Linked DNA regions of Homo sapiens: region 2 is linked to region 1. A link is an interaction called in ENCODE POLR2A ChIA-PET data of the cell type or tissue named here. Cell type or tissue: GM12878. All regions are shown on one strand. Each heading gives the region's core, and the rest is flanking DNA. Links, peaks and the distances in the headings are about the cores only.

Evidence for each region. ChIA-PET counts read pairs that join two places held together with the same protein. Peaks named below come from ENCODE experiments on the same cell type or tissue, not always from the same donor. Only the 100,000 strongest peaks of a DNase experiment are listed, where the experiment ranks them.
Region 2: POLR2A ChIA-PET joins it to region 1 with 7 read pairs; 2 of 35 experiments call an interaction of 5 or more read pairs at or near these places.

The regions. Positions count from the first base shown.
Region 1 is chr17:35,974,576-35,977,482 of GRCh38, reverse strand. It overlaps CCL16 (C-C motif chemokine ligand 16), which reads left to right. Exons shown (of 3, transcript NM_004590.4): 3 at 1-984. Among named protein-coding and RNA genes, the nearest start is that of CCL16, 5.5 kb to the left of the region's middle. In GM12878, for the core only: a CTCF peak has its summit at 1,318 (motif pointing left); a DNase peak (open chromatin) is centred at 1,298.
Region 2 is chr17:36,116,513-36,119,419 of GRCh38, reverse strand. It overlaps LOC101927369 (a long non-coding RNA gene), which reads left to right. Exons shown (of 3, transcript XR_243796.5): 3 at 2,351-2,566. It also overlaps the pseudogene LOC100419980. Among named protein-coding and RNA genes, the nearest start is that of CCL4, 14 kb to the right of the region's middle. In GM12878, for the core only: no CTCF peak of the experiment used is centred there; a DNase peak (open chromatin) is centred at 1,584.

The DNA.
Region 1 (2,907 bases), core at 175-2,674:
TAGCCAGTCACATTGAGAGAAGCAGAACAATGATCAAAATAAAGGAGAAGTATTTCGAATATTTTCTCAATCTTAGGAGGAAATACCAAAGTTAAGGGACGTGGGCAGAGGTACGCTCTTTTATTTTTATATTTATATTTTTATTTTTTTGAGATAGGGTCTTACTCTGTCACCCAGGCTGGAGTGCAGTGGTGTGATCTTGGCTCACTTGATCTTGGCTCACTGTAACCTCCACCTCCCAGGCTCAAGTGATCCTCCCACCCCAGCCTCCCGAGTAGCTGGGACTACAGGCTTGCGCCACCACACCTGGCTAATTTTTGTATTTTTGGTAGAGACGGGATTCTACCATGTTGCCCAGGCTGGTCTCAAACTCGTGTGCCCAAGCAATCCACCTGCCTCAGCCTTCCAAAAGTGCTGGGATTACAGGCGTGAGCCACCACATCCGGCCAGTGCACTCTTAATACACAGAAAAATATATTTCACATCCTTCTCCTGCTCTCTTTCAATTCCTCACTTCACACCAGTACACAAGCCATTCTAAATACTTAGCCAGTTTCCAGCCTTCCAGATGATCTTTGCCCTCTGGGTCTTGACCCATTAAGAGCCCCATAGAACTCTTGATTTTTCCTGTCCATCTTTATGGATTTTTCTGGATCTATATTTTCTTCAATTATTCTTTCATTTTATAATGCAACTTTTTCATAGGAAGTCCGGATGGGAATATTCACATTAATCATTTTTGCAGAGACTTTGCTAGATCCTCTCATATTTTGTCTTCCTCAGGGTGGCAGGGGTACAGAGAGTGCCTGATTGGAAAAAAAAAAAAAAGAGAGAGAGAGAGAAGAAGAAGAAGAAGAGACACAAATCTCTACCTCCCATGTTAAGCTTTGCAGGACAGGGAAAGAAAGGGTATGAGACACGGCTAGGGGTAAACTCTTAGTCCAAAACCCAAACATGCAATAAATAAAACTCCCTTATTTGACAGCTTGATTCCTAACCTCCTGCTTTTTTTTCTGCTAGGGTGAAAGAAGCTTAATCTCAGTTTTTTTCAGGGGCTTCTCCACATTTCTTGAGACTTTTGTCAAGGTTGGGGGCCATTTATATTCAATCTTCCCCTCTGTCTCCAGCTTAACAGCAGACAGCTGACTCAGCTCGCTTGGATTCAACATTCTCCCAAAACGCTGTTGTGAAGACAAAACAAAAGCCAGGTAATTAAGACCGGATGGTTAAGACAGGTAATTAAGACCGGATGGTTAAGAGAAACAAATAAATGCAGTGAAGTGTCAAGCTGAAAACGGGCCAATGAATTGGATTCTGGTAAACTGACTCATAACTGCCCCCCAGTGGCCATGTTGTTAAAACCCGAGCCTCCTCCCTTGGCCGGCGCGGTGGCTCACGCCTGTAATCCCAGCACTTTGGGAGGCCGAGGGGGGCAGATCACGAGCTCAGGAGATCGAGCCCATCCTGGCTAACACGGTGAAACCCTGTCTCTACTAAAAATACAAAAAAATTAGCCGGGCGTGGTGGCGGGCGCCTGTAGTCCCAGCTACTCGGGAGGCTGAGGCAGGAGAATGGCATGAACCCAGGAGGCGGAGCTTGCAGTGAGCCGAGTTCGTGCCACTGCACTCCAGCCTGGGCGACAGAGAGAGACTCTTGTCTCAAAAAAAAAAAAAAAAAAAAAACGAGCTGCCTCCCCAGCCCAAGCTCATCTTCCCAGGATGGCCATCTCATCTAGCTGGCCAATCAGACTCTCAGAGAGATTTGAAATTTGGACCTGAGAAACTCAGTCTGGTTGCTGCTAGAGCAGAAGTGAGTTTCTGGCAGTGTCCCAAGGAAAGAGGTCTATGAACTTCTGTCCTGAGGTCCCTGGAACTGCCTCACTTCCTGCCCCAGCTCCAGGCTGGGAGCTTCAGCTGGTCTTTCAGTTCCATGAGATGTCCCAGCATCTTTCCTTTAAAAAAATTTCTAGGCCAGGCGCGATGGCTCACACTTGTAATCCCAGTTCTTTGGGAGGCCAAGGCGGGCAGATCACTTGAGGCCAGGAGTCTTGAGACCAGCCTGGACAACATGGCCCATCTCTACTAAAAATACAAAAATTAGCTGAGCATGGTGGTGGTCGCCTGTAATCCCAACCACTCAGATGGCTGAGGCATGAGAATCGCTTGAACCCAGGAGGCAGAGGTTGCAGTGAGCTGAGATCATGCCACTACACTCCAGCCTGGGCAACAGAGCGAGACTCCATCTCAATTTAAAAAAAAAATTCCTAAAGGGCCATGGTGGCAATTTAGCACCTCAGGAATAACTTATTGGTTTAGGTCAGTTCTTGGCGGGGGATGATGGATGTATGTGTGTTAAAATAGACATAACAGGGGCTGGGCAAGGTGGCTAACGCCTGTAATCCCAGCACTTCCAGAGTCTGAGGTGGGCGGATCACTTGAGGCCAGGAGTTCGAGACCAGCCTGGGCAGCATGGCGAAACCCCACTTCTACCAAAAATACAAAAAAAAAAAAAAAATTAGCCGAGCATGGTGGCCTGGGCCTATGGTCCCAGCTGCTCAGGAGGCTGAGGCAGGAGGATCCCTTGAGCTGGGGAGTCAGCTGAAATCGTGCCACTGCACTCCAGCCTGGGTGACAGAATGAGACCCTGTCTCAAAAAACATGTGTGTGTGTGTGTGTGTGTGTGTGTGTGTGTGTGTACACACATAACAAGGCCATGCACAGTGGCTTATGCCTATAAACCCAGCACTTTGGGAGGCTGAAGCAGGAGGATCATTTGAGTCCAGGAATTTGAGATCAGCCTGGGCGGTATGGTGAGATCTTACATATTTTTTAATCTCTACAAAAAAAAAACAATTAACTGGGCACGGTGGTGTGTGCCTGTGGTCACAGGTACTCAGAAGGCTGAGGT
Region 2 (2,907 bases), core at 92-2,591, 140 kb before region 1:
CATTACATTTATTGTGCACTTTATTTCTATTATTGTTACATTGTAATATATAATGAAATAATTATACGACTCACCATAATGTAGAATCAGTGGGAGCCCTGAGCTTGTTTTCCTGCAACTTGATGGTCCCATCTGTGAGTGATGGGAGACAGTGACAGATCATCAGGCATTAGGTTCTCATAAGGAGCGTGCAACCTGGATCCCTGGCATGCGCAGTTCACAATAGGGTTTGCACTTGTATGAGAATCTAATGCTGTGGCTGACCTGACAGGAGGCGGAGCTCAGGTGGTAATGTCAGCAATGGGGAGTGGCTGTAAATACAGATGAAGCTTCTCACTCGCCCACCACTCACCTTCTGCTGTGTGGCTCGGTTCGTAACAGGTCATGGACCAGTACCAATCTGTGGCCTGGGCCTGGGGACTGCTGTTCTAGACCATTGATTGTCAGAATCGGGAGTGCACAGTACATAGTCATTCAGTGGGTACCAGTGAGAATAGGAATAACAGGCTGGAAACAGCGCTCTACCCCATGTGTGGAGAAGAGGAGAACTCCAGAGGGAACCCAGACAGAGTTCTCTACCTGCAACCAGCCTCTCCTTCACAGTGGAAGAGGGACTCTTCCTACAGGCTGCTTTTTTTCACACAAAATTATACTCAAGAATAAACAAGCACCACTGTCACCTTACTTGAAAGAGAGCTTGTGTTCTATTTTTGGCTTGGAGCTGCTGACTCTGGTCTTTTTTTCCACTCAGGTGTCTGGAAGCTACAGCTTCATTTCCCTTTTTGGTGACCTCTTCTGTGGGCTCCTCACATAGCTCCTTTGCCTCCTTCGTTCAGTCAATGTACTGGGTCAGATGCATCGCTCTCCAAGTTGGCGTGGCCCTTCTGAAACTGGAGGCCATCCTGCTGCAGCTTGCTGTAATTCCTATGTAGCCTTTAGCTGGTCTTGCAGGATGCCTATGAGCCTCTCACCCAAGTGATGTTCTTCACAAAACCCCCTTTTAATCCTGGGACAGCTTGTCAATGCTCTCCAGCTAAAAGCTGTGGCTGGACTAGATTTGGCTGAGCTGATCTCATTGCTTTTCCTGCCCTCCCTGGAGCTTATTCCTTTTCAGCTGCACCACACCCCTCTCCACGGCCACCCTGCAGACCCTGCCTTCCAGCACCTGATCCACCCCTGGGGGTGGGGGCGGTGGGGGGCAGTTCACAATCTAGCAGTTGAAGCCCACGACAATGACACAGGCCACCAGGGAGGCCTGCACAAGGGGTAGCAACTTCATGCAGTGATGCCTATTTCCCAATGCCATCATCTGAAAATCAGCACTGAGAATCTCTCTGACATAGATTGAGAATTAATCATTTCTGTAAAAGCAGTAACAAATATTCAGTGCTTTCATATCACATTAGAAAGAACGTGGCTCTCATTATTCCCCAGAAAGGGTTTCTTGATTTGATTCTTAGCATGGGAAGTTTCCCCGCCTCCCCACCACCTTTGACAGAATTACTAATGACACCCAATAAAAGCCTTTCTCAGCAAAGCCAGAAACCCATTCTGGAGGTGAATGGGAATTCACCACAAGCAGCATCATTGCTCAGAGAACACCCTGGCAGCACAAGTGTCCCCAGTCCCTGGCTTTCTAACCTTCACTACCACTCCCCTGTTTTGCCAGCAATCATCATCATCCATGCTCACTGCCTGCAGGGGAGGGTGAATAGAGTTTAAACAAACAAGTCAGTTGAGTTCCTCAGTACTCTTTTTTTTTTTTTTTTTTTTTTTAACTCATAACAGACATAATCATTCTGAAAGTGCATTTCAGGATCTGGACTTTTTGAGAGGAAAGGATCTGAGTGTGGGAGGGAGAAGGTGCTCCTAAGGTTAAACCCCCAAAGACAATGGGGATAAGGATGATACCATTAGTAATATATGCATTTTTTGAATTAATGATAATTTTTAAGAACTAGCTTCCCACATACTGAGAGAAAATCAGATAGACATTCATGGGAGAATAAAGTGAAAGATGTGAGCCAGAAAGCTAGACATCTGAGAATGACCCCAATAGGGCGTCCATCCTGCCTGGGAAGAGGGAGGACTGTAGGTGCAGGGGAGCAGGAGGGAGGTGTGCCTGGGAACACCACCAGTCTTTCCAAGTAGCCCCTGGCCTGGAAGGCTCAGAGAAGCTTAGGGTGGGACAAAGGGGACAGAGTCACAGCCCTGACCCAGGAGGACATGGCAGGACAAGTGAGCCGGCAGTGACCAGAAAGTTGAAATGCACCTCATCAGTGGCTAGCAGGGGTCAGGGTCAATCATGAGTGAGAATCCTGCATCTCCTGACTGCTCAATCACTCTCCAGCCTTCCAGAATGCAGAGGGACCCTGGGAAGAGCTGGAGAAGAGAAGAGGAAGAAGGATGGGAGACGGAAGATTCTCAGTTGGAAAAAAAAACAGCAGCAAGAAACTTTGTTTACCTTGTTGGTCAGATTAAATTTCTGCCACCAAAAGAAATCGAGATTGAAAAGCTAAGTTTAATTATGGAGAAAATAAAGTTACATTTTTTTTTGCACAACAAAGTCATTGACTATGAAATTTATAAGCATCATATGAAACAGACAATCTTATGAAACTTACCAAGGATGTTTCCAGCAACCCCTTGTTTAGGGAACAGAGTAAAGGGGAGAAAAGGTAGCATTTTCAAATCTCAAGAAAGTGTTTTATGTCAGAATTCAATTTGTCCCAGAGCACAGCTGTCAAGAGCTTTGTAAATCTAGGCCTCTAGGAGGAGAGGGCTAAAGCACTTTCAGGATAAAGGCTAGAAGCCTAAGGCCCTGATCATTTGGGCAATCCTTGTTATTGCATTTGTTGTTCCATTCTCTGACACTTCTAAAAGGCTGTGGAATCTCCAGATGTGTTC